Linked DNA regions of Homo sapiens: all the other regions are linked to region 2. The links are chromatin loops, found by intact Hi-C in ENCODE. Cell type or tissue: Caco-2. All regions are shown on one strand. Each heading gives the region's core, and the rest is flanking DNA. Links, peaks and the distances in the headings are about the cores only. Region 1 overlaps ELMO1 (engulfment and cell motility 1). Region 2 overlaps ELMO1 (engulfment and cell motility 1). Region 3 overlaps ELMO1 (engulfment and cell motility 1). Region 4 overlaps ELMO1 (engulfment and cell motility 1).

Region 1 (8,548 bases), core at 1,539-6,538, 81 kb before region 2:
TCTTTGGGGAAATGTCTGTTCAGATCCTTTGCTTGTTTGTTAATTGGGCTGTTCATCTTTTAATCATTGAGTTGTAATAGTTCTGTATGTTCTAGATACAAGTCCTTATCAGACATGATTTGCAACTTCTCACATTCTGTGGATTGCCTTCCCACTTTCTTGAGAGTGTCTTTTGAAGCGTGAAAGTTTTTAAATTTGATTTTTATTTTGATATATATCTAGTTTGTTTTTTATTTTTATTGCTTATGCCTTTGGTGTCATAACTAAGAAATCATTGTTCAATTCCAGGTCATGAAGATGTATACCTACATTTTCTTCTAATAGTTTTATAATTTTCACCCTTATATTTAGTTCTTTGATCCATTTTGAGTTAATTGTGTATGGCATAAGGAAGGGGTCCAACTTCATTTTTGCATGTGGATATCTAGTTTTCCTAGCATTATTTGCTGAAAACTGTTCTCTCTTCATTGAATTTTCTTGACACTTTTGTCAAAAATCAATTGACTATAAATGTGAAGGCTTATTTCTGGATTCTTAATCCTGTTCCATTGCTATATGTTTATTCTTATGTCAAGTCCACGCTGTCTTGATTATGGAAACTTTGTAGTAAGTTTTGAAATCAGAAAGTGTGTGTCCTCCAAATTTGTTAGTTTTCAAGATTATTTTGGCTATGGAGGGTGTCTTGAATTTCCACATGAATTTCAGGATTGTCTTGTTGATTTCTACGCAGAAGTCAGCGGAGTTACTGATAGGGATTGTATTGAATCTGTAGATCAATTTAGGAGGAGCATTGCCATCCCAGCTTAACAAGATAAAGCCTTCTAATTCATGAACATGGGATACCCATTGATTTATTTAGGTCATCTTTAATTTCTTTCTACAGTGTTGTGTAGCAGTTTTCAGAATATAAATTTTGTACTTTATCTTTTAAATTTATTCCTATTTCATTCTTTTGTATGCTATTATAAGTAGACCTATATAAATGATCCCTAAGAAGAGTACTTCAAATTTTCTGGATCAAAAATCTTGTCTGGCTTGAGCCATGTAACCATGTTGGCACAATCAGTCACATCTAGGGTTATGTGGTCCTTCCACGTTATATATATGGTATGTATATATATACAGTGCTGTTTCTCCAACAAAAGCTTGAATCTAGGGTGATCTGAGTGGGTTTACCATGCCCACTACAAGCCCCTGCCCAGAAAGTGGACCTTTGTTTGGAACTCAGTTATCACATAAATACTCATTTATTATTTTTTCAGGACTATTCATTTACTTTATGAAAATTAAAATACAATGTTATTTTTAACAAGTAGTAAATGGAAAGAATGAGTAATATTAAAGCTTTCATTTCTATAAATGATACTACTTAGACCTCCCTATTAAATATTCTGGGCTCAGTATCAAATTCTATTGTAATATCTTTGAAAAGCATAGAAGCAGTTTCTAATTTAAAACTCTAGCTAGCTGCTGCTCTGCTAAGAATAAAGATTGACCACAAATTCAACTTAATCTGTCGATCCTTTGCATTTAGGCTATCATATTTGATTCAGAATAACTCCGCTCTTTAAGACAGTTTTTAATGACGTGATGAGAGAGGAAATGCAAAATATTTTACATTAGCCTATACTCTATTTGTCCGTCTAGTTATAATAGACAGACTCATTATAAATTATGACTTCCTATTTCATAGATATGAAGATTAGTCAAATATGTAGAACAAGAGAAAAAAGGATAGCAATGAAGTAATTCGTGATGGACTTTTTTTTTTCTTTTGAGACGGGGTCTCACTTTTTGTCCCAGCTGGCGTGCAGTGGCATGATCATGGCTTACTGCAGACTCACCTTCCTGGGGTCAAGTGATCCTCCCACCTCAGCCTCCTGAGTAACATGCCACCACACCAGGGCTAATTTTTGTCTTTTTTGGGGGGTAGAGATGGGGTTTTGCTATATTACCCAGGCCAATCTCAAACTCCCAGGCTCAAGTGATCTGCCCACCTCTGCCTTCCAAAGTGCTAGGATTATAGGTGTGAGCCATCATGCCATGACGGACTTCATAAACATAGTAAAAGGTTTCAGCCAAAGCAGTTTGATTTAAATGGATGTTTTAATCCTTGGCTTGCAATAATTTTATCCTCTGGAAAGTATGGCTTTTCAGTCAACGTATTCACTTTTGGCCTTGACCGTGTAGAGCAATTACAGGAGCCCATATCAACAAGTGTCTTCAGTTGTTGCATTAGTGCCTGGAGCCAGAACACAAAGGTAGCCAGAGAGGGTGCCCCTAAACCGTGTCTCCCCACATCTCTGACTCTGAACCACACATGCATGGAGCCTACTCAAAGCAACCTAGCTATGGACAGAAGATCTCACTAAGACCAGACTTGTAGCCCTGGAAACAGTTTGCAGTTTGTGCACAGACAAGAGAACTATCTGCTAAAACAAAGGAAGCAACACTCATTGGAGAAAAAACAGAATCCAGAATCTTCACCACCTAACATTCATAATATCTGGAAAAGAATCCAAAATTCCCAGATCATGGAGAATGAGGACAAAAGAAAATCAACTCCAGCTCTCAGATGAACCAGATGTTGAAACTAACAGACAAAAGGTTCAAAACGACTGTGATAACTATCCCCAATGAGAAAAACAAACCATGTTTTCAATGAATGAGAATCTTAGCAGAGAAATTAGAGGTGTTGGTAGAGAAATGGAAAACAGTAGGAAGCAACCAAATGGAAATTCTAGAAACAAAAAATAAAATTTCTGAAGTTGTATGTAACAATATATAATAGATCTTTTATAAATGTAAGCTATTATTATTATATAAGGGTAAAGATAAGGTATTTTGCCTTTATTTTATTATACGTTTACCAGTGAAATCGAAGCAGATAGGACAATTCTATCCACCTTTTCATCTTCTAAACCTTATTCTCTTTGGCCTTGAGAAAAAAAAAGTCTGGAATATACTTAGTGAAGTGAGAAAGTTGAGGGAGGTGGGGGACATAGACTATGGCCCTTCCCTCTTTCCTGCTACTTCTGTCCTGCTGTGAGCACATCTGTGCTGTTGTGCTTTATAGAGAAAATTCCAGTTTACCTCCCTATTTCTCTCTCTCTCTTCTGGGTCCTGAGTAACAGGAGGTCAGCTTTTCTAGGCCTTTCTTATCTCTTCCCCTGATAAAAGTTGGATTCATGTGTAGTGCACGAACAAATAAAGCTTTGGGGCTCTGGTTCCCTCCTCTTCTCCCCCTGCCTCTTCCTCCTCATTGTCACATCCTTATTGTAAATACTTTAGGGGCAGTGTATAAAAAATGGCACTAATTACTGAAACAATGTTATTTACCACATACACTGGCAGAATGTTTACTATGTTTCTTTACAGCCGGGGTTTATTTTTGTTTGATGTATTTAGTTGCTGTGAAAATGAACGTGTTGCTCACTCTCGATAGACCTGTTCTTCCTCCTCCTTCCTCCTTCTCCTTCTGTGCCAGATCGTCCTCCTCTTCAGCAGCTTCTCTTCCTTCATTAGGCCTTCTGGGCAGTTTTTAGGATGTCTGCTCCTAAACTATTTCCATTTAAAATTGTTCTAGTGTATCAACACACCAATCACTTTGACTCCATGCAAGCTGGTCTCTGCATTTCAAACCTAGCTTCCGTGTGTTAGTCCTTTTTGACATTTTTATAGGGTTTCTCCAGGAAAAAAAAGAAGAGCATAGCAAAGGTATGAGCCATCCTTATGGAGTGCCAGCCTAGAGGGAAAGAGGAACTAAACATTGTTTGTATACTTACCACCTATGAGGGCCCCTCCACCATGTTTGACACACTCTTCTTGCAGCTAACTGGTGAAATAGATGTTTTGTCCCTGGTTTTATATCTAAAAATACTATACTGAGGTTAAGTAACCTGCCCAGAGTCTCACACGGGGTAAGAAGGGACACCAGAATTCAGTGATAATTGTATCATTCCCAAGCCTCTTGGCTTTTTAAATTTATTTACTCTAAACCATACTGCACCTCTCTAAGTAAAAGGTTAAGAGAACTCAGGAATGCAAATGAAAAAGCGCTTGTCAAGGGAGAGAGAAGAGAGAGAGGAGGGGGAGGGAGAGAGAGAGAGAAAGAGAGAAAGAAGGAGAGCGAGACCGATCGTGCCATTGCACTCCAGCGTGGGCAACCAAGCGAGACTCCGTCTCAAAAAAAAAAAAAAAAAAAAAAAAAAGTAGAGCACAAGAGCACTCATGATCTTCCTATGTTGTCATTTTTAGCCTTTTTCCACCTTATATGTGCTGAGAGCTGTTCTGCTGCCATTTTCTCTCCCTGCCTCAAGAGCACATTTAAGTGCAAGTGAATGGGGTGGGATTGTGATTGTTACACTGAGTGATTGCTTAGAATCTGCCCTACCGTATCTGCCGGTGTATAAAACTCTACCGATGTTACCAAACTCTGAGAGGATGTGAAGCTCTAGTTTTCACTGTGCTGAGCTGATTACCTCATGTCGTCACCAGGGGGCAGCACCTTCCCATGCCTTTGGACTTAGGAGCCTCGGGGCGGTGGGAAGCCCACACCAAACCCCATGCCTTAGCTGGTCACCTCTTACCTTCCAAGCCTGATCCAAGTTTGGGCAAAACGGATGTAAATGTGTTTTTAATTTTTTTTTTCTTATTTGAGAGGGGGGCAATTGGAGGGAGGAAATACAGCTTATATGTTGGCATACACATTTGAAATATTTGGTACTTTCTAAGCAGGAGTTTTATGTGTATTCTGTGTTCTTTTCTCTACTGAGAAAATAACTATTTCCTTTGCTAGGGATGCAGTAATCAGCAATGCCTGTTGCAACCATAAGTTACACCATATTTTCTCAAAGAAACATGGTAGTAATCAGAGGCCATTGTTCAAAGTACTGACTTTAGTCAGCTGACCTGCAATCAAACCTCAGTTTAGGCACTTACTAGCTGTGTGACCCTGGGCAAAATACTTAACCTCTCTGAGCATCACATACTCATCTGTGATATGAGGACTGCAATACATTCCTGCTTTCTTTTTTTGACAAATATTTATTGAGAATTTCTTTACTTGTGGAATGTGGTATTATGTCCTGTGTTTAATGGTCTTTATATGTATCTCCCAGTTCAGTTTCATATAAATTGGCCTCTTGTTTCTGTAACTAGGATTGCATTTCTGTCAAAAGTCTTGGCTTATACAAGGACGCTCAAAGGCCATCCAATCTGCAAATACAAGACAGAGCTGCCTCAGGAAATGCCCGATGATTTAATTAAAATGTGAAGAGTAGCCCACAGAGAGGGCAGGTGTGGTGTAACCCCACCCTGCAGGGATGAGGCGGGCATCCTCCTTCTCGGTGACTTAGCCTGGAGTACTACCTTGGAGTAGTTTCAGAGACGGTTCTCAGGACAAAAAGTTGACCCCTGTTTTAGGGAGGCTGCCTTGTGGCCACTGGGCATGCTGATGGTTTGCCATCTAACACTTTATGCCTCTCACTTGTCCCCATTTTGAGTCCAGGCAACTGTGACCCCTGGAATTATGGAGAGTCTCTTGGGACTGTCGTTATTATTTTTATTCTTACTGAGGTAAAATTCACATAACATAAAATTAAGCATGTTAAAGTAGACATTTCATTTAGTACATTTATAATATTGCACAATCACCCACTATCTAGTTCCAAAAATCATTTTTTTGAGTTTCTATTTTGATATGATTTTAACCTAGGAAAAAAATTACAAGAATTGTACAAGGAACTCTGCATAACCTTCCACCAGATATATTCACTGTTGATGTTTTGCCTCATTTCCTCCCTGGTGTTTGCTTTCTCTCTTTCTCTGTTTGCGTGTGCATGTGTGTGTGTGTGTGTGTGCGCATATGTGTGTGCATATGTGCATATGTGTGTGTGTATATATACATATTTTTCCCCAAAAAAACACTTTAGAGCATGCTGGAGACATTGTGTCCCTTTAGCACTAAATACTTAGTAGGTACGTATTTGCTAATATGGCCCTATTGTACAATTATAAAAACCTGAAAATGTAACATTCATACAATTCTATTGTCTAATCCACAGTCATGACTCAAAATTCATCAAATTTCCTTTACACTTATTCTTTCCTAGACGAGGATGCAGTCCTCCATCCTGTGCGGATTTAGCTGTCTTTCTTTTTGCTCTCCTTTGATCTGGAATAGTGCTTTGCCTTTCTGTGTGTTCTTTGACCTTGACATTTCTAGGAGAATACAGACCATGGTTTTGTGCATCATCTCTCTCAATTTGGATTTGGCTAATGCTTTTCATGATTAGATTCAAGTTCTTATATATCATCTCCCTCCCAAGGGAAAATGGGTCCTGATTTCCACATGCTAAACTTAGGAGCATTGATTATCCTATTACCCCTACAAAAACCAGTGATGGCACGGAGACGGCATTTTTCAGCCTTACATTGTAAAGCTGTCCCAATTCTGTGGGCTATAGTGATATGAGGGTCAGTTTCCTGAAGACCATGGAAAATCTGCTGCTATTCCTTTAGTTTCGGGCATCATAGAATGGGAGGTTTATGGCTTCAAGACTGGAAGATGGTGATGCAGAAGCACATTGTGCAGCCCTTTGGGTTAAAAATCATTCTTTCATATTGTGTGGCAAAATGGAATTTGCTTTATGTTCATTCACTTGTCAGATGCTGAGTGAGAAAATGACAATTTACAATGTAAATTCTTAAGATAATTAAGTCAGTCTTCTATGGCATGGTGAAAAATTCCCCAGGCTGCCTACTGGGCTCCTGCACACTTTGCCTAGAAGGATGAATTCTTCTCTTTACCTCGCTGTGTAACTTCCCTCTGCCAAGCAAAAGCACCTCGCTACCTTGAGAATAAATTGACAATCTCAATTTTGATATGTTGCTGATTTCTTTTGTGTACATGATTATTAATGTACAGCTTATCTTAGCAGCAGATCCAAGGAAGTGATTCTTTCTTTCTACTGTTTCCATGTAGCCAGCCTTGCCCAAGTCTTTGTTCCTCTTTCCCCATTCACATGTATTTGATAATTCAGCTTTTCCTAAAATATTTTGCCTTTTGTTTTTAAAGTTGAAAGAGCTATATGCAAGGCCGGGCTCGGTGGCTCACGCCTGTAATCCCAGCACTTTGGGAGGCCGAGGCAGGCGGATCACAAGGTCAGGAGGTCGAGACCAGCCTGGGCAACATAGTGAAATCCTGTCTCTACTAAAAATACAAAAAATTAGCCGGTCGTGGTGGCGGGCCCCTGTAATCACAGATACTCGGGAGGCTGAGGTGGGAGAATCACTTGAACCCTGGAGGCGGAGGTTGCAGTGAGCCAAGATCGCGCCAGTGCACTCCAGCCTGGGTGACAGTGTGAGACTCCGTCTCAAAAAAAAAAAAAAAAGAGCTATATGCAAACATTCAGATTAAATTTGGATTACTTTTAAGCCACATGAACAAAATTCCCCTCGCCAGTCTGTTCCCTCTAAGAAAAAAATTATCTGTTGCCTTTTTTTCTTAAGCTATCTATTTGGAAATAATTTGGGGTTGACTGAACTGTCGCAGCCATAGTACAGAGTGTTACCCTGTTCCCTTTACCTAGCTTCCGGCAATGCTAATATCATACACATTATGTCTTACACAAAGTATATTTATCAAAACCAAATATTAACAGTGTGTGATCCTGTTAACCAAACAGCAGAGTGTTTTAGGATTTCACCAGGTTTTTCCCTGATGTCCTTTTCTTTCCTCAGATCCCAGGTAGCATTTAGTTATAGTCTCATTCAACCTGCGACAGCTTCTCAGTCTTTCCTTATTTTTAATGGCCTTGATATTTCCTAGCAAGTCTGGTCATGTGTTTTGTAGACTGTTCTTCAGTTTGGGTTTGTCTCATATTTCTCATGATTAGACTGGGGTTATAGGTTTTTGGAGAGAAACTTACAGAGGCAAGGTGCCTTGCCACCTCGTATGAGGAGGTACGTCTCTCCTGACTTTTACAATTTTTATTCTCTACTATTGTGTGGTTTTAAATATCTTTCTATGGTGCTAATACTGTTTTTTTTCTAATTAAAAAAATTTTTTTGAGACAGGGTCTGGCTTTGTTGCCCAGGCTGGAGTGCAGTGGTGTGATCTCAGCTTACTGCAACCTCTGCCTCCTGGGCTCAGGCGATCCTCCCACCTCAGCCTCCTGAGTAGCTGGGACTACAGGCGCCACCATGCCTGGCTAATTTTTTCTTTTTTTTTTTTTTTGAAGAGATGGGGAATTGTAGCTCCCATGACTCCCGTGTGTTGTGGGAACAACTCAGTGGGAGATAATTGAATCATGGGGGCAGTTTCTCCCATGCTATTCTCGTGGTAGTGAATAAGTCTTACAAGATCTGATGGTTTTGTAAGACGTTTCCCCTTTGCTTGGTTCTTATTCTCTCCTTGCCTGTTGTAGTGTAAGACATGCCTTTGACCTTCCGCCATGATTGTGAGGCCTCCCCAGCCACGTGGCACTGTGAGTCCATTAAACCTCTTTTTCTTTATGAATTACCCAGTCTCGGGTATGTCTTTATC
Region 2 (8,548 bases), core at 1,887-6,886:
ATGTATTAACTCTTTTTTGTTAATCGAGATGAAGTGCATATACCATAAAATTAACCATTTTAAAGTAAACTGTTCAGTGGCATTTAGTACATTCACAGTGTTGTGCAATCACTACCTCTATGTAGATCCAAAGACATGATCATCATCCCAGAAATAACCCCATACCCGCTAAGCAGTGGCTCCCCATTCTCACTTCTCAGCCCCCGGCAACCACCATTCTGCCTTCTCTCTCTATGGATTTTGACTCTTATTAATGATTTTTTTATTAGTCACAGGAAAAACAAAACAAACCAAAACCAATCAGATTTATTTCTTTTTTGTCTACTTTCATTGCTTTGCATGTCTTTAAAAACAAAAGGTTTGCTAATGATGGAAATTGGGAATGTAGATGTGACAGACCTGTAAGTCAGTGGTTCCCACAGTGTGGTCCAAAACTGGCAGATCTGTGTTAACTGGGAACTTGTTAGAAAGGCAGATTCGTGAGTACACCCCAGAATGTCTGATCATAATTCTGGGGGTGGAGTCCAGCAATCTGCATTTTAATAAGCTTTTAGAGGATTCTAATAGAAGCTCAAGTTAGAGAACTATTGCTTTAAATAAACCTGGAGTAAAGCCTACAGGTGCCCCCTACACCTGTACCCATCCTTGGGGCCAGGAACACACGTACTGGCATAAAAGGGGAGATTTTAGCCTACCTTCTTTGGTGGGGAAGTCAGCTGGGGGATTGCCCCTGATACCTCCTGGCCTTTGAATAGTCAGCAGAGCTTGGCTTCCCTCAGTAATGTTGTGATTACTGTGTAGGCACAAACAGAAGTCATCCTGCTGTTATTTAATCCTTTGCCCTCTTTGTGCTACCTGAGGTGATGCTCAAAGGGAGGGCCTTTCGGCAAAACGTGGCTTTGATTGCTCTGTGTGTTTTGCGCGTCCTGCTTTTGTTGCACTATATCAAAGTGCAGGGAGCATTTCTTTTTGGTTGATTAATGTTCAATTTGAGGTCTATTATGAAGCTCCAGGCTTTAATTACTATACCATTACCCAGTCAATTCCTTGCCATTTTATATTTATGGCCTTTATTATGCCTCTGTATGTGCAATTGCCTAATTTTATTCTGGAAGCATTTCACCTCATTAGCTGGGTTTTATACCATTCCTCTCATTTGTCCAGATTGTTATTTATCTTGGTTCCCTGTGTGCGTTTTCTTTTCTTTTTTTTTTTCCACCAGTCTGACTCATTATATTAATACATTCTTTTTCTCCTTTTCCTGGGATGCATTGTTATTTGGCTCTTGGAAATATCGCTTTAAGTTTTTTGTCCTTTTCCCTGGTCGTCAGTTATACTCACATTCTTAACTTGGTCATTTCCAACCTTCTGAAAGCCCATCTCAGCTGCCTGGCAGCACTGGCCCTGTCCAAAGGCCTGAGGCCTCCGCAGCCTGGACATACCATGGATGGCCGCCTCTCTCTAGGTGACCAATTAAAGCTCAGGGAAGGTGAAGGGATGGAGTTTTTACTTAAGGGCATGCTGGTGAAAGTAACTTTTAAATATTCTCTTAAATCCTTTTCTAACTCTCTCTCCCTCAATCCCCTCATTGTCTCAGAAAACTTCAGGACTTGGTTTACTGACTTATTTTTGTGGGTTCCACCTCAGACCTTCTCAATCAAACCCTAGGGGAGCCTCCCAGCAGCCTGCGTTCAGTATGTTCTCCAGGTGATTCTGACACACATTAAAGTTAGAACCACTTTTCTTTTTTTTTTTTCATTCTGAGAATGCTTTATTTTGCAGTACCATATAATTTTAACACACCAAATATATTTTACAGTAACAATTATATTCTTCACTCAGGCATAAGATCACCTGAGTTTGTGGATGTTTCTCAACAGGTTGTTGTCGTAGCATTTGGACAATGTGATTAGACAACACCCGGGGAGGTGGTCATTTCCAAACTGGAAGTTGTCCAGCATTATTAGGAACGTCTTGACTGGAAGAAAATTATCGAACATTAGTTTGGTCCTTTCTCTGTTCTTTTTTTTTTTTTTTTTTTTTTTTTTTTTTTTTGAGATGGAGTCTCACTCTCTCACCCAGGCTGGAGTGCAGTGGCGCAATCTCGGTTCACTGCAAGCTCCGCCTCGCGGGTTCATGCCATATGCCATTCTCCTGCCTCAGCCTCCCAAGTAGCTGGGACTACAGGTGCCCGCCACCATGCCCGGCTAATATATATATATTTTGTATTCTTAGTAGAGATGGGATTTCACTGTGTTAGCCAGGATGGTTTTGATCTCCTGACCTCATGATCCGCCTGCCTCGGCCTCCCAAAGTGCTGGGATTACAGGCATGAACCACTGCTCCCAGCCTTCTCTGCTCTTTTATTTTTTTTATTTAATATTTTTTATTATACTTTAAGTCTTAGGGTACATGTGCACAACGTGCAGGTTAGTTACATATGTATACATGTGCCACGTTGTGCTGCACCCATTAACTCGTCATTTAACATTAGATAACCTAATGTTAGGTATCATAATGCTATCCCTCCCCCCTCCCCCCACCCCACAACAGGCCTGGGTGTGTGCTGTTCCCCTTCTTATGTCCATATGTTCTTATTGTTCAATTTCCACCTATGAGTGAGAACATGCAGTGTTTGGTTTTTTGTCCTTGCGATAGTTTGCTGAGAATGATGTAGAACCACTTTTCTAAAGAGATGCTAAAAGAACTTGAGGAAACCCATGTAAGTCAGAAATATGATTTCATCCAAGTCCTTACTTTACCAAAAAAAGCAAGATTAATAACTGCTACAGCAACCATGTTTTGTTTTCTGTCGTGCTTTTTCAACAGCTTTTCCCAAGAGCGATAAGAATATTTCAGAAATGCAAATAGTAATACCTTGGAACAAGCGTTTATGTAATTATTATGGTGATAGTAGTATCAGTTGTCTCCATCAAGTGTTTGAGGTGTTTCAGGCACTAAGGAAATCTTTACTTCCATTTTGCTTTCCCATTTAATCTTTACGACCCTTTATGGATAAGTATTCCTTCACTCATTTTCATGGAGAAAACTGAGGTTAAGGGATATGTACAAAGTCACCAAGAAGTAGACTTTGTCTGTTAGAAATAGATCCAGGAAGTTTGTTTCTGTCCAGAGCCACAGTGCTGATCACTCCTTTGTGACCATGTGAAGGCCTTTCCTGCTCAAAGCTTTATTACTGTAATATTTCACCCTTTCTGTTTTCAATAGGAATTGGTAACCAAGAATATGTGCTTTGGGGTTAGGCCATCTAAGCTTCCATGCTGGGTCTGTTTATTTCTGTGCTGTGTGACCTTGGACCAGTGACACATCTCTTTGTCTCTGTTTCTTCATCTGTACAGTGAGATGGCTTAGTATTTTGGCATGTGCTGGTACACGTGTGTGGAATGAGACAATCTGTACAAAGCCCTTCAAAGAAGGCCTGGGAGAGAAATGCTTTCTATAAATGTTAGCTGTTAGCTGTTTGTTGCCTTTTGCTGCCATCTTGATGGCATCCCTAAAGCTTTTTTCTTTTGGGTTTATTTACTTCCAGGTCTCACTTCCTTTCTAGGTAGATCTGGTGAACTAGCAGCCTGTGGTTCTGATCTGTTCCATTTTGTTTGTGTGCTTGGCACACTTTCTATAATTTTAATGTTCTTCTTTCTCTGCTCATTTAAAACCATCCTATTAGGGCTTGGACATGTTTGTTTAATTCTCTGGACTTGATTGAAATTCATGATCACAATTAACTTCTTGTGCAGCCCCCTTGAGGCAGCTCAGGGTTCTTTCTCATGATGGTCTTCAGTTTTCTTGGGACCAATCATCATTAGCATTGGCACCAAGGGAGAATGAAGGAGAAGTGACTCCCGAGTCTCCATAAGAGGAATCAAAACTGGGCTTATTCTTTGACCCTGGGGTAGGTCTGGGTCTTGGGATATGATCTAAGGACTAACACTTCATTCTGGGGAGTTGCCTGATACTATTCCTAAGGGGACATTGACCCTGTGTTGGAATGTGGGGAGATCTCATTGATACTGATAAGGCTTCTTATTTATTTGTTGATTTAGTATGGGAGAAGATCTCCAATGGGTCAGGAAACAGATTTGTGACATTGACAAGGATTCTGAGGACAATTGCCCTATGGTGGCTGGAACGCTTTAGTTTGAGGACTTTATTGCCAGAAACACCATGTCATGCATTGACTTGTTTTCTGCGGTTGTGATAACCTACCTTGTTTTAACCTGAGTGACTCTCTCCTAGGAGAGAGAGCCAGACAGACTCCGTTTTAGTGTCTTCACTCGCAGCCCCCTTTATCCCCCTTAAGAGAATAACCAGTGCAAGCTGACTCCAAGCACATCCAGGAATGCACCTGCTGATAAGATACTGAGGCAGGCTATACCAGCAGCTCCTGGGAATGTGCTCGGTGGAAGGTACCTAAGAGCCCCTGCATTTATCTCTTAGTGATAGTTTAAGCCCCTGCACCTGGAACTGTTTATTTTTTGTAACTGCTTCTATAACCAATTAATTTTTTAACTTTTTGCCTGTTCTGCTTCTGTAAAACTGCTTCAGTTAAACTCCCCCTCCCCTATTTAGACCATAGTATAAAAGAGAATGTAGCCCCTTCTTCGGGGCCAAGAGAATTTTGAGCGCTAGCTGTCTCTCGGTCACCGGCTAATAAAAGACTCCATGATTTGTCTCAAAGTGTGGCGTTTCTCTGTAACTCACTTAGTTACAACAGGGTCCTTGTTCGTTCTTCACACTATTGTCACCCTGCATTCCTGCGGGAGAGCCCTGCTTAAACAGCAGCACATGGGACTTTTTATCTTGCATTCTTGGTGTAAGCAGGTGAGGACCTACTTTTATCTCTCTCTCTGCCTGTCATGCTAAAACAACCAGAAGGCCTCTGGTTTACTTTCATGAGTCCCTAGAAGCCTGTCATCAGAGAGCCAGTCTCACTGCAGTCATGATTTTGGTTTAGCTGCTGGTAAAAGTGTTGTGTGAAATGTTGGCCATGGGCCATGCAGAAACAGGAAGAGAGAGCACAATAAAGAGATAAAAACACGAACTCTCTGAAGGCAGTTTTAGGGACTTTGCCTTTGTTGTGTGAGTTGATATGCACGACAGTCCCATGAATTGGGTTTTATGTAAGGTCTTCGTATCTCACAAAGACATGCAGTGCCTCATGCAAGTTCATCCTAGTTGGCGGCACCTTTGTCCAAGGTCACCACATTATCAGTGCTTCTCATAGCTGCTTTGTGTCCCCTCTCTTTGCAGACAGTACCACCTCACACACACTGTCCTTCGTGTGGCCTGTGGGGAGGCCACTATGCCTCACCTGACCCTAGGTTAAGTCAAAGTGAAATGGAAAAAGGTTCACAGTGGAAGAGAAGCCTCCACAGGTGACAGGGCATGGAAGAAGCCCTCAAGCCCTCAAGGGCTGGCTGCAGGAGGCACAGAATGAATTGGGCTCTCCCCCAAAAGAGAGAGCTTCAACAGAGAGTGGAAGAGAGAGTGTGTCAGAGACAAGCAAGTGAATATAAATCAGCCATGTGATGCTGAGGCAAGGAGGGCAAGAGAGCCAGAGAAGGGATTCATATTTGAGTGAGGGTGGCCTTGGACTCAACACTTCATGGTCATGCCCAAGCCATAAATGTTCCTGATCTACACAATTGGAGAAGAGCGACAAGAAACACAGAGCATTCAGAGGAGAGCCTGGAATTTATGGAAGTAAAGTCTGTGGGGACACTGCAGCAGCTTTGGTCACTCACCATGAGGAATTGTCATCTTCAGGGGATAAATTAGATGACATAGAACCTTATAGCTTTGTCTAGGAGGAACAGGGCTTATAGACAACTTCAAGGAGACAGAAGAAATTGACCAAAGTCCCCTTAGCTTCTTTAGACATGAAACCTACTGATTTTCATGGTAATATGTATGTGAAGCCAATTTGTAAACTATAAGGAGACAGGAAGAGATTTGGTCATTGGAGAGGGATCACCTGAGGTCTGGAGTTCGAGACCCAGCTCGGCCAACATGGTGAAACCCCGTCTCTACTAAAAATACAAAAATTAGTTGGGTGTGGTGGTGGGCTCTTGTAATTCCAGCTACTCAGGAGGCTGAGGCAGGAGAATCGCTTGAGCTTGGCGGGGCGGAGGTTGCAGCGAGCCGAGATTATGCCACTGCACTCCAGCCTGGGCAACAAGAGTGAAACTACATCTCAAAAAAAAAAAAAAAATTGAACTCCAGGACTGACACAGGCTAGCTCTGGGATGCTAGAAAGTCACCTCTGCCTTTTGTTTCAGCATTCTTAAGAGACTAATAATACCTACTTTATTAATGGATGGACTTGTTGGAAATCAATTGATAGAGAATGTATAAATATACTCTGTAAACGATGAAGCATTTTATAAAAATATAACTTCACATTGCACGGATATCCAGTTTTTTTAAATAAAATATGCAGAAAGAGTTTATTTTGGTGTTTGATATATTCTAAGATGAGTGGTAATAGCACCTTTTAGTACTTCATTTTGATTTCTGTTCTAGCATATTTGCTCTTAAAACTGAAGAGTAAGGGGAAAATAAAGATGAAAAATATGCTTTGATATTTCCAAATGGAGCTTTTCAAAATGTCTCCGATGGACATGGTTAATATCAGAATGTTGAAATTGAATGTAGATGTATCAATGTGTTAAATAAAAGCTATTGTCCAGCTTAAGAATTATCTCTCACTATAGTAATATCTAACTAGTAGCATTCATAATTGTAATCTTTTCTACAATATTTTTGTAAGAAGGTTGATCTTAAAAGTTACACAAGTAGCTTTAAATATTTGTGTCTGCCTTGACAACAGAAATCAGTCAAGAAGGCGGCGGGTTTATTTTTCTTTAGGTGGGTAAGTATGATAAGATGGATGGTGCATTAAAAAATAAAGAGCAGGACTTCTCCAAGCTGATTTACATATTGATTACTTAAATTACTACTTAATTTAGTGCCTGCTAATAAACTGTGCCTTGGAAATGTTTCCCAAGCATTTATTGGCTGCAGTAATTCTACCTACAGTGTATGCAGATCACAGCCTCATTAAATATTAATGTGCTCATGAAATGTTAATAGAATGTTAATGTGAAATACAAGGGAATGTGCTCGCTGGAAGCTGGGAGCCGAGGAAAACTACCTGTCTTCTGTCTTCTCTTTATGTTCTGTCTTCTGGCTCTGTTTCTTTTTTTCAGTTCATTTCTCCCATCATTAGGAGCTTCAGATTTGCTCTCTGATCTGGCTGTCTCAGATACAAAATATTTAGAGGGGAGATAAAATTCACTGATTAATGGAACTTATTCTCCCCTCCTGCTTTCTGGAATGGGAATTTCTGGTTAGAATCAGAATGGTTTCCCTGAAAAGGAAAAGGGTGATTCAGGCTGAGTGAAATGAAATTGTCTATGCTTGGGCAGACTGAGTGCATATGTTTTGGGGAGGCCAGCCCACTGCCCAGCTCACCTCAGTGGGCTCTGACCTTCATCTCTATCTGGAATGTTCTTTCTCACATACCTTGACATAGCAAGGTCTTTCTCATCGTTTGATTCTCAATAGTCCGAGAACCTTCCTTGATCACCTGGTTATCTAAACTCCCCTCCCCAAGCATTCCCTGTTACTCTCTGTCACTCAACAAGTTATTTTTTATTTTCATAGCACTTGCGATAAACTGTAACTACCTCTTTTGTTTTTGTGTCCTTCAATTAGAATGAATGCTTAATGAGGTCAGGGCCCTTGTCTATTTTATGGGGCTCAGCCATCTTCCTGGTGGATAACAGGTGCTCAATTAATACTGTTGACTAAGTGAATAAAACACCTGTCCCTGCCACTGAAGAGTTCATATTCTGTGGAGGTGACAAAACAGTGAGTCACTGCACAGCATCATTGTAGATGCTACTGAGAGATGATCATTCAAAGTGGTGTAGCTATTAAGGAAGTCCCAGACAACTCTTACTGGGGATGAGTTTTGGAGAAGAAGCTTTAGACATGGATAAAGTTCCATAACTTGAGAGTTTTGTTATTTTGTTTTGCTTTTGTTTAATCTATGTGTAGAGTAATTCCCTTAGTTGAGAGTGTTAGGAACATCTCAAATTAGCTTAAGAAAAGAGGATAATTTATTAGATGGACAAAAGGATTTTCAGAGGAGGGATTGAGCAACGAAAGGGGAAAGACAGGGAAGTAGTTGTGCTATAGGAACAGGGGGACCAGTAGGAATAGGTGGAACCAGTCTCAAACACTTCTAGGTCTCTTGCTGTCTCTTGTCTCTGTTTTACTTTGCATTTTAGTTTTATTTTCTTTTTTCTGAGGGCCAACATCCAGGTAACTCCTAAGTCCACACTCCAGGGGCACCGTCAGCATAGTTGAGCCAGTATTCATTCATTCTTTCATTCATTCATTTTTTCTTTCTTTCTTTCTTTCTTTTTTTTTCTCTTTCTCTCTTTCTTTCTCTTTTGAGGTGGATTCTCACTCTGTCACTCAGGCTGGAGTGCAGTGGCACTATCTTGGCTCACTGCAACCT
Region 3 (6,462 bases), core at 1,463-6,462, 49 kb after region 2:
CCTTTCAGCCTGCTTTTCAAGTCAAATCTGTTTGCTTGGAAACAACCAGAGGAAGACTATGCTTCTTTAATTTTCCATGTCATCCTTTTCCTCTTCAAAAACTGATGGATTAAATAAACTCAGTTTGTGGTAGGGATATCCTGTCCTCTTTTCTGACAGTCACCGACACTGCATCCTAATGGAGCATGATCTGGTTTAAGCTTGTTCCTGGGAGCTCTGCTTTGTCTAAGCCAAGAGGTTGCAGTAGGAATTCTAAAGGATGGTGCTCCAAGAATTATTTATCTCGTTGTGAACTGACATGTGAAAAGCTGACCCTGCCTGGTGCCCCTGTCAAGAAAGTCACTTAAAAGAAACTGCAACTGTTGTTGCTTTTTAATCACTGCATTTCTTCCCTCTTGGGTACACAACCTTGTAAAGAACTGGCTAGGGATCTATAGTCAATAAAAATAGCTTGTGTTTATAAATCACCTTTTCCCCAAAGTGTGAGAACGACTCAACAAATTTTACTAGAACTAAAATCTTCTTGAAATATTATTGAGGAAAGCTGGACCACTGTAAATTGTAAATTCTTTCTGGGTAGGATTCTGCCTTTACATTTCTCTTGTTCTTCTTAAAGCACCAAATGTTTCTGAATGTCTTGTGATTAATTGGTTCCTAATTAAAGTTAAGTTGAATGCTAAATCTTAATGAATTATATGGAATAAAACATGAAAATTTAGGGCTGCCCTTACAGCCGAGACTACAGATAGGACAATCTCCCTTAGAAAGATTGTGGCTGCCCACTGTACCTGGATGGTGTAACTCCAGGGTGCGTGGCTGACAGGGACAGTGAGGATGATGGTGCCCACTAGAATTGGCACCACTCAACTGGATGCAGTGGTCCAGTTGTGGGTACTGCAGGACCCAAGGCTTAACACAGATGTGGTGAGCATGTGTGTTGCCTAGAAGCCTTTTACCCTCAGAATTCAGGGAGACAAAATAAAACGAATGAGAGATTTCCACCCGCAGGAGGGCTGGAGCTAACATCCTCTTGAACATTGACTCACAAGCTGATTGGGGCAGATCCTGCAAAAAGTGACCACATTTCATTGGCTCTTGGGAGGATATTTGGGCAGGTGAATGTGGAAGGGGTTAGGTAGCTTGACTGCTACAACTTTGATTCTAGATTTACACACATACTTGAAAGTCTGAAGTTTGCATAATTATGGACCCAGGAGTCTTTGTTTGTCTCCTGCTGTAGTCTTAATTGCCAAAAGATGAAGCATTTGAGGTTCACAAAGGGAAATCAGCCTGCCCAAATCCACAGGACTCCTAAGTTGTTAGAGATGGCATTCACCCAAATCTTTAAAGCGTATGTTCTTCACTGTATATTCTGTTGCTTCTAGTCTGGACAGTGTCTTTTCTATAGATGCCTCAGCTCTTTGTTTCTTGTTGTCATTTCTGTATCTGCATCCACTGGTCACAGAAGCCATGTGCACACATTCATTTTAATGTCCAGTGTTTATGTTGCAGGATGAGTCACAACCGCTTTTTGACATGGCTGAAGGGAGACGTGGATGTAGTGGGAAAGCTAAATGATAAGCTTTTTAGAAATGTGTTCCCTGGGTGATGGAATATGCTCAGTGCTATTGTTTTTAAGCAGTAGCATTCCTGCTAGGACAAGAAATGCAATACATATGCTAATATGTTCATGAATGGTTGGAAAGATGTTTGAATCAAAGAAGCTTGTCTGTTTCACATTTACAGCCAATGGAAAATGAAATTTTTATAACAGGTTTTCAATGAAGTTGGGAGAGGTGCCAGAAACTGGAGATTGCTACATAGTAGTGCCTTCCTCTGAATTACTGTAGGCATGCATGCTATCTACAAGGGGTTGGATAAAATGGCTGCCAGCTTTTTTGAAACCCAAAGATTCTCTAAAATACTACATGAAATAGACAGATCTCTCATATACATTGAGTGTAGTATGAATAAACAGAAGTTTTTAAATTTACCTTGAATTGTGATTATACAAAATGATAAAAATTTTCACATTTTTCTCAAGATTTCCTTAAAATATTTAATGAAACATTAGTACATTTCACCTATTATTACTAACCCCAAAGCAAAATGGCCCCTTGAAACTGTATTTCTTTATGATAGATAACACACACTACCTTCTTCCTTGCAGTGCCGTTCTTATGCTCATAACCAATCTCCCATTCTTCCAAGATCTTTGAAAATACAGGCCATGTCTTATGCATCTTCTTGGTAGGCTGTTAGTTAGTGTATGCTAAGGGGCTGAGGGTGAATGTCATCATTATCACAGTCTTTAAAAGTAGATTCTGAAACTTGCCACTGACATTTTTAAATGGATTTTGGAAAAGACTAGGTTTTGATGATTAAAAGAGAAAGTAACAAATACTGGGAGCCATTTTAGGTATACTAAATTTAATTTCTACCAAAAATAAATTTTTTATGTCATAAATATTAAATTACACAGGTATCCTAAATATAGTGTATCTTGGATTTAGCTTAAGGACATGTTTACAGATTTCTGAGAATCATTTCCCTGGAGGAAGCATGAGTCTACCCTTAGCTGCGTATTTTTTAAAGATTTGAATCCATAATCTGAATAAAGGAATGCAAACTATACATTCAGACTTTTTAGGATACCCCAAACCAAGAGGAGTATTTATTTCATAATTAAAGATTTTTTAATGTTCTAGTAGACTGAAACCATGGGACAAATATCAAGATTTGTTTAATTTGATATAATTCTGTAGACTTATATCAAATAAAACATATCAAATTCTATAGACTTAATCAATTGCACATTGCATACATGTAGAACTGAGGAGACTTTGATCAATAACCCGAGGAGAAAGGACTTAAGCATTTTTGTTGACAACCCTGTCAATCTAAGCCATGGTAAATGACTGCTAAGTAAAACCAGTGCAGTATCCGGCTACACTCACAAAAATATAGTTTCCAGATCCAAGGAGGGAGTTAATAGTCCCGTGATAAATATACTTGCCTCAGATAATATCTGGAATATTAGGAATCATTCTGGGGCACAAGAACACATCCAGAAGAAGGTAATGATGTCTGGAAGCAACAGTCGATGAAATGGGGTATGATTAGCCTTGAGTAGGGAAGTTTAAGAGGAAACACATGAACTCTCTTCAAGTATTTCAATAATCATCAAGTGAAAAGATATTTGACTTACTGCATATAACTCTAGAAGATAAATCAGGACCAATGTTTGGAATTGTTAGGAAACCAGACAATAGTCTTTTGTTGTTGTTGTTTTCTGTGTGTGTGTGTGTGTGTGTGTGTGTGTGTGTGTGTGTGTGTGTGTTTTAACAAATGAAAATGCCCTGCAAAGTTGTGGGGCACTTCTCTTGTGTAACCAAAATTACATGGCAGTCTTTCATGGACATTGCTATGATTCAAGTTAGAGTTTCCTTTTTGTCTTTTGATTTTTGGCCATGTGCATATGTACTAACTTCTCACAAAATAAATAACCTAAAGACTTTTTTAAATGTGTTTTGTCCATGTCTGGAAATGAATGCAGGTTCTTAGAGGAATAATCTGACAAAAGTACTTTCAGGGATATAAAAGCAGAGAACTGGATTCTTTCTGCCTGACACCCACCCAACCCCAAGACATCTGCTGAACATTCTGTAAATCACAGACACTGCTATCAGGCTTTCTTTATGGAAGAGACAGATTGCATCATTAGGGAGCCTCAGACAAACACGACCTGGGGGGTTGGTGCTCTCCTTGGTGCTGAACGGAGGCTGGGCCTTTGGGCTTCCTCCCAGGCTAAGGTTGGCCCTAACCTTATCCCTACCCTGCAGCAATTCAGGTTGCACCTCTTGCCTGTTTATCTGATAATTCTGCTGCCTTTGCTAATTCCAGCTGGTACCGTGACTACTTTGATTCCCCATTCAGTGACCTCTCTCTCAAGAAAGATGAGTTATGCAAGAGGTTTGAGATTTGGATAAGGAGCTGTGTGGCAGGTGAAACATCACATTCATAGGTCTATATTGACTTATTAAACAGTTGCGTCTTCTATAACTTCCAGAGTCGTCCCATGGTATACATTCATTGAATCTTAGTAGACTTAGATATGAAGGCAAATATTGGATATGGTGGGTTGCAGCCTGAGAAAGAGGGCCTTAAGGGTTCGATGAGAGCTCTGATAGAATAAATACAAAAATTGGAATTTTTAAATGTTTTTTATTTCTCTAATACATACAAAGCACTGTTCTTGATGGCTGGAGATAGCAGTTCTTTAAACTAACATGGCTTTGCATGAAATGAAATAGCTTTGAGTAAATGTCACCAAATGACAACAGGAATAACTTGACAACAAAAGCAGAGATCGGATGAACTTGGCCTGTCTGGAGTAGGCAGTCATATTCTCCTGATAAGAGGAGAACACTGCTGGGCTAGCAGGGAAAGGTGCTTCTGCCCTTCTGTGGGGTTTCAACAGACAGAAATTCACTGGTGTGAGCATTGCTTCCCAAGAGCCCAGGCAACTGGGATTGAGCGAAGTGAAAGCATCTTGGAGATCTCAGAATTAAAAGGAAGAAAAAGAGATGCTAAAGGAAATGAAAAACATGGATCATAAGGGAATGAAAGGTCTGAGAACCTCTGCTGTTTAATGACCTCTGCCCTACAGAGGGCAGCTTTCTTTGAATCCCATGAACAAATATGACAAAAAAAGTCTTCTGACCTGAGCCTCTGGTTTATCTAATTGTCCTAGAGAGAAGGATACAGCAGGCTCCCAAGAAGAAGCCACATTTGGGGCAGAGCAGCTCTGCACCTTTCACATATTTGCAGATTAGCTTTTATAAAAACCTGCACAGAAGACAAACCATTTAAGTTTCATAAATTATATAGCCAGATTTTAATAGCAAAATTCCTTGAGGAAAGGATTCATTTAAAGTAGCTAACTAGTTGTAATTTATAGAACAGTGTTACACCCAATTATGTAGTTAGTAAATGCTTTCCACAGTTCATGTGAGTTTGGTAGAAAGAGAGACAAAAAAAAAAACACCTTTAAGTATAAGGGTAAATAAAAACAAAGTTTCAGGAAACATAGCAAGTGAAACATTTAATCCTCAGAATTCATCAGGTGAGATTCTGTGATTAATATTTCACAGAAAGAACTTGGAAAGTGAAATAATTCATACTGTCTCATAATTTAAGCCAGTCTTTTAATATCTGGTCAAACTCAGGTTAAGATTTATTAGTCTTACAAAAATTATCCAAATTAGGAAGAGTCACTAAAGAAGCAGCCCATTTATTGAATAGTTTAAAACCTTTTTATCCTGAGTAAAATATTCTTCAGAGCTAAAGTGACCCAGTGTACATTTGCAAAGCTCTTATTATCATCTCACCCAACATGCATAAGAGGCCAAGTAGACACGGTTCATTTTTTATCACTTCTCATTTCTTCTAGCACTGCAGTTCTTTCCAAAGTTTTGATGCTACTTATATCTATTCTGAACAAAAACAATATCCAGTCATTTGTTTCACAGAATGGCTCAGATCAATTACTATGCATTTACCCAAAAAGGAAGGAAGCTGAACACGTCAAAGAAAGAATTCTTATGGGAAATACCATAGTTTATGACAGGGCATCCTGTCTGAAGCCCTTAGAATAAACCATGATGCCTTCCATATTTGTTATCTTCTGTGGTTAAATTGTCTCCTTGGATGGTCATTAGCCTTGGTTGGAGCAGACTAAATATTAGGAACAAATGTTTGACATGTCTTTCACTGAAGTGCAGATAAGGTTGTGATTAAAAAAAAAAAAACCTTTGAACTTGGCTTCTACATCTATCAAATAGGGTTTTTTTTTTTGGTAATTGTATGTATTTAAGGTGTACCACATGATGTTTTGAAATACATATACATAGTGAAATGATTTCTACAGTCAAGCCAGTTTGGCTTATTTCACATAGTTACCTTTTGTGTGTGTGTGTGTGTGTGTGTGTGTGTGTGTGTGTGTGTGTGTGTGTGTTCAGAGCACCTAAAATCTACTCTCTTAGCAAATTTCCAGCATACAATACAATACTATTGACAGTAGTCTCCATGCTGTTTTTTAGGTCCCCAGATTTGCGTGCACTCCCTTGCAGAGTTGTTGTAAGGCTTGTGCACCATAGCAGGGGAATGGCTAATTCTTGGTTTTCTTTCAAGGCTATGATTTGCACTATTAAGAAATAGAACTGGGGGCCAGGCATGGTGGCTCACGCCTATAATCCCAGCACTTTGGGAGGCCAAGGAATCCCAGTACTTGGGGAGGCCAAGGTGGGCGGATTACCTGAGCTCAGGAGTTCAAGATCAGCCTGGAAAACATGGCAAAACCCCATCTCTACTAGAAATATGAAAAATTAGCTGTGTGTGGTGGTGTGTTGTCCCAGCTACTTGGGAGGTTGGGGCACCAGAATTGCTTGAGCCTGGGAGGCG
Region 4 (8,548 bases), core at 1,940-6,939, 70 kb after region 2:
TAAACATTTACAGACCATACATGGCATCATTCACAGTCAAGAGAAATGTCAACAAATGCAAAGGTGCAGTGTTAAATCATAACTGCATAAAATTAACTGTAGTACATACTGTATGACTAATGGTTTCATAGCCATCTCCTTTTGGTGTTGCAGTGAGCTCAAATGTTGCAAGTATCTGCTTAACACACCATGTGATGGTAATCATCTCCAGATAAAGTTTTCTCTCTGGTAAATTGTGTATTACAGTGAAAAATGATCTCTCATAGTTCTCTTTTATTTCTCATCAAGTTTAGTGTAATCCTTTAAGCCTTGAATAACATCATGGACCCATAGGAAGTACCACTAATCATGCTGGAAGTGCTTCCAAGAAGCAAAGTCATGATATTATAAGAAAAAGTTGAATTGCTTGATATGTACCAAATATTGAGGTCTGCAGCTGCAGTTGCCTGACATTTCAAGCTAGATTAATCCAGCATAAGGACCATTGTAAAAAAGAAAAGGAAATTCAGGAAGCTGTTTCTGCAGTTATGCAGCAGGTACAAAAATCTTTCACTTTTTATGAAATACGTTTTAATCTCATACTGAAAATGCAGCTTTTGTGTGGGTGCAGAATTGCTATTAGAAAAGCATAGCTATAGACTTGAATATGATCCAACCAAAAAAGAAGTCATTCTGTGACAACTTAAAGCAAAAGGAAGGTGAAAGATCAAAATCTGGAGAATTTAATGCCAGCAAAGGATGGTTGGATAATTTTAGAAAGAGATTTATCTTTAAAATTGTCTAGCTAATAGGAGAAATAGCTTCTGCCAACAAGAGGAAGCAGATGAGTTCCAAACCGCCATTAAGAAAATCATTAATGGGAAAGGATATCTGCCTGAACAGGTTTTTAATGAAGACAAAAGTGCCCTATCATGGGGGAATGGAAAATGCCACCAAGGAATCTATTGGAAAGGAAGAGAAGCAAGCACCAGGATTTAAGGCTGGAAGGACTAGGTTAACTCTACTGGTTCTGGGCAAATGCATTTGGGTTTATGATCAGGGCTGCCTTTATCTATAAAGCTGCTCACTTCCAACCCCTGAAGGAAGGAGATAAACACCAGCTTCCAGTCTTCTTGTTGTACAAGAAGGAGCTCTGGACAAAAAGAACACTTTTTCTGGATTGGTCCCATGGATATTTGTCCCTGAAGTCAGGAAGTACCTTGCCAGTAAGGGACTGCCTTTTAAAGTTCTTTCCATATTGGACAATGCCCCTGCCACCCAGAACCCCATAAGTTCAAAATCAAAGAAACTGAAACAGTCTACTTGCCCCCAAACAACATCCCTAATTCAGCTTCTAGATCAGGGAGTCATAAGGACCAGTAAGGCTTTTATCTGGTTTACTTTATTGTAATAATACAATATATAATACATATAACATGCAAAATATGTATTAATCAACTGTTTTTGCTATCTGATAGGCATCTAGCCAACAGTAGGATATTAGTAAAGTTTTGGGGGAGTCAAAAGTTACACATAGATTTTTGACTGTGCAAAGGGTTGGTTCCCCTAACTTCCATGTTGTTCATAGGTCAACTGTACCACAGACTGAGTGGTTTAAACAACATAATTTTTTAAAAAAATCATGATTACAGAGGCCAGAGTCTGAGATCAAGGCATTGGTTTGTTCCTGGGGCCTGTCTCCTTGGCTTGTAGATGACCATATTCTCGTGTGTCTTCAAATGGGCCTCCCTCTGTTCATGTCTGTATTGTAATATCCTCTTCTTATAAGGGCACCAGTCCTATTGGATTAGAGCCCACCCTGTTGTCATTTTAACTTCACTCTTTAGAGACCATTTCTCCAGACACAGTCACATTCTGAGGTACTGGGGTTAGGACTTCAACATAGGAATTTGAGGGTGGAAGGTCACAATTTAACTCATGTTATTACACATTTTTTTCCCTCTGATCTCTCAACTGTGTGAAGTTGTGAGGAATTAGAAGTAATTCATCTCCTAAACGTATATCTGATTTGTACATGGGAATACAATGTAAGTAAGTCCACTAATGCTCTAATTTTTTTTTGGCACAGCACTGTCTCTCTTATCTTAAACCTAATTGAGAGAGTTACTAGCTAACTGTTCGCTTCCTCCCTTTATCTTCTGTTGTCTTTATTCCGCACCCCTGAAGATTCTGAACCACCCACTCCCTTCTGCCTCGGGCAATGAATAGTCTTTCTCTTAGTTTCCTCCACATCTCTTCGCAGTTCTTTAGGGATCAATTCTGATGATCTTAGTCTCCAGTATTCATGTCCCTGATCTCACATCATGGGACAGATTTGCCTTGCAATTTCTTTTCCAAATTCTGTATTCTTATCAGAAACATCTGTCATCAAAACACTGCATTTGCCTCATTTCATCAGATATTCAGTGTACCGGGACCCTTGTAGCCCTACTCCCTGGGAAGGGACATTCAGGCCTTGACATTGGAATGCTGGCTTGCTGGAAAGTTATAATCCAGTGTCTGTTTGGTGTATTTTTTTTTTTTTTAACACTAAACACATGGCCTAGACATTGGTTTTGCTTCATTTTCGCTCAACATTTATGATAATAAAGCTTTGTTTTCATAGATCACTTATCTCCTGAAAAATTCACACTGCCGTGAACACGATCCAGCCTTGCAGTGTGTCTCGGAGGTAAGTAGGTGGCAAGTATTTTTATCCCCTTTTATTAAAGCATAGGCAGAGCTCACTGCACAAGGATCCCCTGGAAGGGGGAACAATTTGGACTTAGCCCGTCTGCGCTCCTCCTGCTCCGTTTATTTGGGTACCATAAACCCACCCAGAACTGCACACAGAAGTGTCTCCTTTGCAGGCAGACGTATATGCATGCATTTCAATGGCTTCCAGGAGACAGCGATTATGGAATGTGGAGTCTGAATGTAAATGGAATTTGAGATGAGCCTGACTAGTAAATTATTCTGAAGGAAAAACACATTCAGAAATATGATTTTATCGCTTCTCGGCGTTTTGGCTAAGATGAAGTGTAGAAGTATGATTTAGATTCCACCCATCCTTAGGTGCAATTCAAATGCCAGTTTCTCTAAAAAATAAAGCCAACTCTTCCCCTGGACTCTCCAGACACTTGACCTGTCCTTACTTTGTGGTGTATAACTCACTGCACTTTATCTTGTTGCTCTCCTGGTCAGAGTCTATGCCTGATCCATCTCTGTGGATAAGTACTCAGAAATGTTTTCTGAAGTGGAATGAAAGGAACTAACCTCTGTTGTTTGTAACTGGCACAGAACCCAACAGTTTCTGCCAGTGACAGGTCATGAGCATCTTGAGGCATCCAGAAGATTGTCGTGGTTGGATTGTCCTCTCACTTTGCTTCATGCTCACTGCTTGACCACTGATTATTTTGGAGAATGTCTCTCTCCTTGGCCAAGGCTTTGGGTATTATAACCAAGAGAGGATGATCTAACCAGCCATTTTATCAACAGCGGCTCTGAGAGCCCAGCGTTGGGTGCCAGCCCTGCAGAGGGACATTGCGAAGTATCTTTATGTCCTTCGAGCATCCCTCCTTTCCATCAACTGGCAGGGTGGAGCAATAGCATCCAGTTACTGACCTTCCAGGAATAATGTGAGCATTGGATGTATTAGGCCTCCAAAGTATATCTGTGCTGCTCTGATGAAAGGTGCTTTAAGTAGGGTTGCTTGTTAAAAATAAGTAGTGCCAATTCTCAGGCTGCCCCCTGTGTTTTCCTTTCCCTTGCTCCCTTAGATGTTTTTCAAAGGTGCCAATAAAGCCTGCAAAACATGGGTAATGAAAAGGAAGGGAGAGCAAGTTCTTTTTGTCATAAGCGTGAACTGTGAGTCATCTCTTCTGAGTCACCGTGAACATACAAAGGAAGCCAATCAGTAGGGGTGCACTCTAATAGGATGTTTCTCCAATGACTCACGCAGGCCTGGAATGAGGAGCAGCCTGAATCAAGCCAAACAAGTATATTTTTAAATCTGGAAGGGCGCGCTTCCTGGTGCAATATGATGATCAGTCCTACACACTTACATGCTTATTTTAGCCCAGGCACTGAAATGTGTGGGCATGGTCTCCACGGAGCCTTCTCCTGTGGTCATGTTTTGTTTTGCCAGTGGGGAAGGATGTTTAATGATTAACTGTCACTATCAAGAATATAATATTTCAGTGCAATATTTCAATGTGAGGAGAAGAATAATTTTTGAATGTGGTGACTTCAAGAACTCGGCTCCATTGGGTAAGGCCTGCTTCACGTGTAAACATGCATTCCACAAACATTTTTTGAGGCCCTAAGTACTGAATATATAAAGACAGAGAAGGCGTAGTCCTAAGCCTCAAGGGTATTAGAATTTCCACAAGGAGACAAAAAAGCAAACAGAGCATTGGAAAAGTGGCAGAGGGTCAGATGGAGACACTTAGAAGGCTCAGCCTATAGAGAATGGGCGTAAAAGAATCCCCTGGAAGTGGGAACAACTGCTCTGGATTCTGAAAGACCTGCAGGAGTTACCACTGAGGAGCGAATTGAGATGAGGAAGGGTGATTAAGGCAGAGGGAAAAGCATGTATTAAGTCTAAAAGTCTTCCAAACAGTTTATGTTTTTCATTATTGTCTTATTTTCTCAAAATTTTGCAAATGCAAAATTTTCTTCTTTTCCCTTGGCAAATGCATTCTGGAAACATTTTTTCAAGCTGACCCAGAAACCATCTCATTCAGGGCGAGTCAGGGTCCGTGTTGTGAAGAGGCGTTACTTTATCTGAAGGATTTTAAGCAGAGGCTATACATGTGGCTATAGTTAGGTTTTGATGAGCTCCTCATGGAAGACAGTGAGGGAAATGGATCTGTCCCGAGACTGGGAGACCATTGTAGCCTTTTGTCTTAATCCGGAAGAGCAGTGATGAGCACCTGAACCAAGGTCAGTGGCAGTGGGAAAGGAAAGGAGTAAATATAATATATTTGTGAGATGGTGATTGAGAGAAGAGTCAACTGAGCAAAAATAGCTGAGATGGAGAACCTAGTAAGTTTGGATAAGCCATAAAGAATAGGAGTTATGTTTTGTCAATTTTGACTTTGAGGTGGCTAAGAGATGTGGCTAAGATGGGCGTGTCCAATAAGGAGTTGTCTGGAGCTCAGGAAACTATCTTGGTTCAAAATAGAGATTTGGCATCTATGAATGTAGAAGCTACAGGACCAGATTAGTCCTCCTAGTGCAGGAGTGAAGAGTGAGAAGAAAAGAATGGTGAGAAAAGAACTTTGGGCAGAAGGAAAACGAACAAAAACAAAAAACAAATCTATGAAGGAGACGAGAAAGAGCAAGGAGATTGGGAAGAAGAACAATTATCCAGGTATCTCTTCTCCAGTATTAGTGAGCTGATGCTTTTTTCCCCTGTGAGGTAGTAATGACTATCAAATAATTTTGAAGCCATTCATAAGGAATCCACAAGAGTATATACACACTCGATAGAATGTCTTTCTTACTAAGAACCATGTTGTCATATTGGGTATCTTATTGTACGTTATATTAACCATATAAGATATCCTGGGTCACTGCTATGTGTTGTAGAATAGTAAAAATGCTCTCTTGTTTTAGAGAATTGGCAAGTGTTTATAAAATGAAAGTTTCAGAATGCATTTGTCAGGGGAGAGGAAAAAAAAACAGTTTCAAGTATTAGTAACAAAATTGAATGACTAAGAAATGAAATAAAATATCTGTGAGGAATAGGAACAAAAATGCCTGAGAGTATCAACTTGCATTTCACATAGGAGGAAGTTCTGAACAATTTCATCAGTATTTTTCTTCCTTTAAAAGCATCTTATGTTTAGTCTCATCCTTAGGTTTTCATTAAGTTGTTTTCTTATCTAAAATGGTCTCTCCTTAGTGAAGATTTTTAAAAAGAGAGAGAGAGAAAGATGGCCGCCAAGAAGCTGGAGAGGAAAGTAGCCCTCACTGAATTTGGTTTAGGGCAAATTCTCCTGGAGGCAATGTCTGTGATTGGATTATAGCCACCTGAAAAGACTTGCAGGGATCTTATAGAACCTTCGGGGGTTGATTATCATTATAAGTCAGTAAGACTGAAGAAAAAAAGTAGCAGACATCGAGTATTACGAATAACTTAGGAGGAAACTAAGGTTTTAAAAAAGATCTTCACCCATTAATTTAAGACTCTAATTCTTCACAAACATACATTTCTAAGGCAGAATCTATACATGCCTCCATCCCAGTGGCCCAGGAATAAAAAAAGAATGTTTTATTCGTAGGAATACCAATTAGCTTACGATGCTGTGGAGAATGAAAAAGTAGACTCCTTATACCAATAACAAGAGTTTAAGCCTAATTTTATTAGGGCATTTTTATGGTGCAAATAATTTTTATTAACTGCAAAACCAGATTCCCTTCCAGGATGTCTGTATGTTCAATACATTCTGAGAGCACACCCTAGTGAGTATGCTGTGTTATACTCAAATTTATTTCCCAAAATACCACCAAAACACTAACATCTGTTGTGTTTGGTTGTTTTGGTTTGGTTTTGAGGCTCTTTCTGTGAAATAAAGAAATCCAGTACTTACATAATCTTCATAATCGCCGTGATTTTTTTTTTTTAAAGAAATCAGTGTGCATGGAATTGTTTGTAATGATTCAAACTGATATAATTTGGCTACTTACTGATGAGAGATTCTAAAACCTGAGACACCTGGGGTAATCTTTGATATGTATGTGATCAGTCAGGATCAAAGAGGCCTGTGGTCTTTTTATGTGAACTGTGGGCAAATTCACATCTCCTACTGCATAATGGCAGCAATTATGTATTTATTTAGCTTCTGGGCCAAGGAGACCTCTGAGTACACTGGTTGTGCACAGATCTGGTTAAGATCACAACCTCTGAAAGCTGCTTGCCTCCTGCACGTACGTCTGGCTCTGCCTCTCTCTGGCTGTGTGACTCGGGCAAGTCACTTAGCCTCTCTGTGACTCATTTTTCTCACCTATGAAATGGAAATAAGACCCAAACCTGTCTTATGGGGAGTTCATAGGAGAACTACATAATTTGATAATTGTAAAACACTGAGAACAGTGGCTGTTATATATTAAGCACTATATAAATGCATGGCAAGAAATAAATTGGTCTGATTAGCTTGATTTTCTTAATCTTTCAGGATATTAGCCTTTTATTAAAGGAAATGGATTTGGTGTCTTGTTTACTAAAATCAGAATGTACAGCCTGGGCAACACAGCAAGACCTTTTCTGTACAAAAAATAAAGAATCGGCTAGGTGTAGTGGCACATGCTTATAGTCCTAGGTACTTGGGAGGCTGAGGCGGGACGGTCGCTTGAGCCCAGGAGTTAAAGGATGCAGTGAGCTGTGATCATGCCACTGCTGTCCATCCTAGCAAGACCATAAGACTTTCTCTCAAATAATTTTTTTTTAAAGAGCAGGATTTATAAAACCAATAAACAAATAAGTAGTCCTTGAAATGAAAAGTCTGTGAATTGTCTACTTTTCTCCCCAGTAATATTAAAACAATAAAATTTCTATGGGAATACATGTCTGCCATGGATAAATTGGAAAATTCTGTGCTGTTTTATCAACTGTAAGGATTGCATGTCCAAAAAATTATGATAGTTGGCAAGATCAAGTCTCCATAAAAATGGTAGGTCGGAGGAAAAAAGAAGTGGAATCAACTGTTTTTAAAAATCACGGCAAATAAGCTTTCTAGAAAGTATTAACTTTCTGCCTTAAAAATTGTCCATGAAAGGAAATACTTCTCCAGTGAGCAGCAAAATACCGGGAATTCTGTACCCAAACTGGTGTTAAACCCTGGCTCTCCCTCTTGTTAGTTCTGTGAGTCTGGGCAAGATCCTTTACTCCTCTGTGCCTCTGTTTTCTCATCTGTACAATGGGGATGATAATAGCTGCACTAACTTTGTGGAACTGTTATGAAGATTAAATGAGAAAATACTTGTTAAAAAAAAAAAAGACAGTTCTCGTAGTATGGTCATTGCAATATTCTAAGATAAACAACTCACCTTTCTAGGCTGCTCTCTTAATTTGCTGAAGCAGATTCCCCCAAGTGTCATGTTACTCAGATTATGTCCTTTTCAAGTTTTCCAGCCAGCTGTTACTGGTTTGATATTTAATGCCTTATCCTTTAGCATTCCTTTTTTTTTTTGGTAAATCTCAGTTAAGTGCCTGTGTGGAGCTTGACCTTTTCCTAAATTGTTATCACAGTGCTGGAGGATATGCTTCTTGGGGTCTGGGGTTGTGTTCATGTGCTAAGAGCGCCTCTCTGTGTTCCACTCACAACCTTTCCCACACGAGCTTGGGTAGCAAAGAGCTATGGTCCTTGCCACCCTCACTTGTTTAAGGGACTGAACCAAACAGTAAATAGGCAAAAATATTAAAATATTTAACTCTATTTTTGTTTACTAGTATACATCTCTATCCTTTCGAATCTCACATTAGCAAAAGCATGACTATCAATGGATCATTCCCTTAATATCCCCTGCGTCTCCCTTAAATGCCTTTGTCCAGGATTAACACATA

What was found. Hi-C counts contacts between places; a loop is a spot of excess contacts. Peaks named below come from ENCODE experiments on the same cell type or tissue, not always from the same donor. Only the 100,000 strongest peaks of a DNase experiment are listed, where the experiment ranks them.
Region 1: a loop joins it to region 2, with 2.8 times the contacts of the local background. A loop is called at or near these places in 8 of 110 quality-filtered maps.
Region 3: it touches region 2 in a loop (2.6-fold over the local background); 4 of 110 quality-filtered maps call a loop at or near these places.
Region 4: a loop joins it to region 2, with 3.0 times the contacts of the local background. A loop is called at or near these places in 5 of 110 quality-filtered maps.

What each region holds. Positions count from the first base shown.
Region 1 is chr7:37,178,126-37,186,673 of GRCh38, reverse strand. The region is part of intron 13 of ELMO1 (engulfment and cell motility 1); the gene reads left to right. Among named protein-coding and RNA genes, the nearest start is that of ELMO1-AS1, 180 kb to the right of the region's middle. In Caco-2, for the core only: a CTCF peak has its summit at 4,506 (motif pointing right); a DNase peak (open chromatin) is centred at 4,513.
Region 2 is chr7:37,097,518-37,106,065 of GRCh38, reverse strand. The region is part of intron 14 of ELMO1 (engulfment and cell motility 1); the gene reads left to right. Among named protein-coding and RNA genes, the nearest start is that of ELMO1-AS1, 100 kb to the right of the region's middle. In Caco-2, for the core only: no CTCF peak of the experiment used is centred there; DNase peaks (open chromatin) are centred at 4,385 and 4,785.
Region 3 is chr7:37,050,164-37,056,625 of GRCh38, reverse strand. All of the region lies in intron 15 of ELMO1 (engulfment and cell motility 1), which reads left to right. Among named protein-coding and RNA genes, the nearest start is that of ELMO1-AS1, 56 kb to the right of the region's middle. In Caco-2, for the core only: no CTCF peak of the experiment used is centred there; a DNase peak (open chromatin) is centred at 3,775.
Region 4 is chr7:37,027,470-37,036,017 of GRCh38, reverse strand. All of the region lies in intron 15 of ELMO1 (engulfment and cell motility 1), which reads left to right. Among named protein-coding and RNA genes, the nearest start is that of ELMO1-AS1, 34 kb to the right of the region's middle. RefSeq lists enhancers at 3,621-4,290, 3,125-4,324. In Caco-2, for the core only: no CTCF peak of the experiment used is centred there; a DNase peak (open chromatin) is centred at 3,937.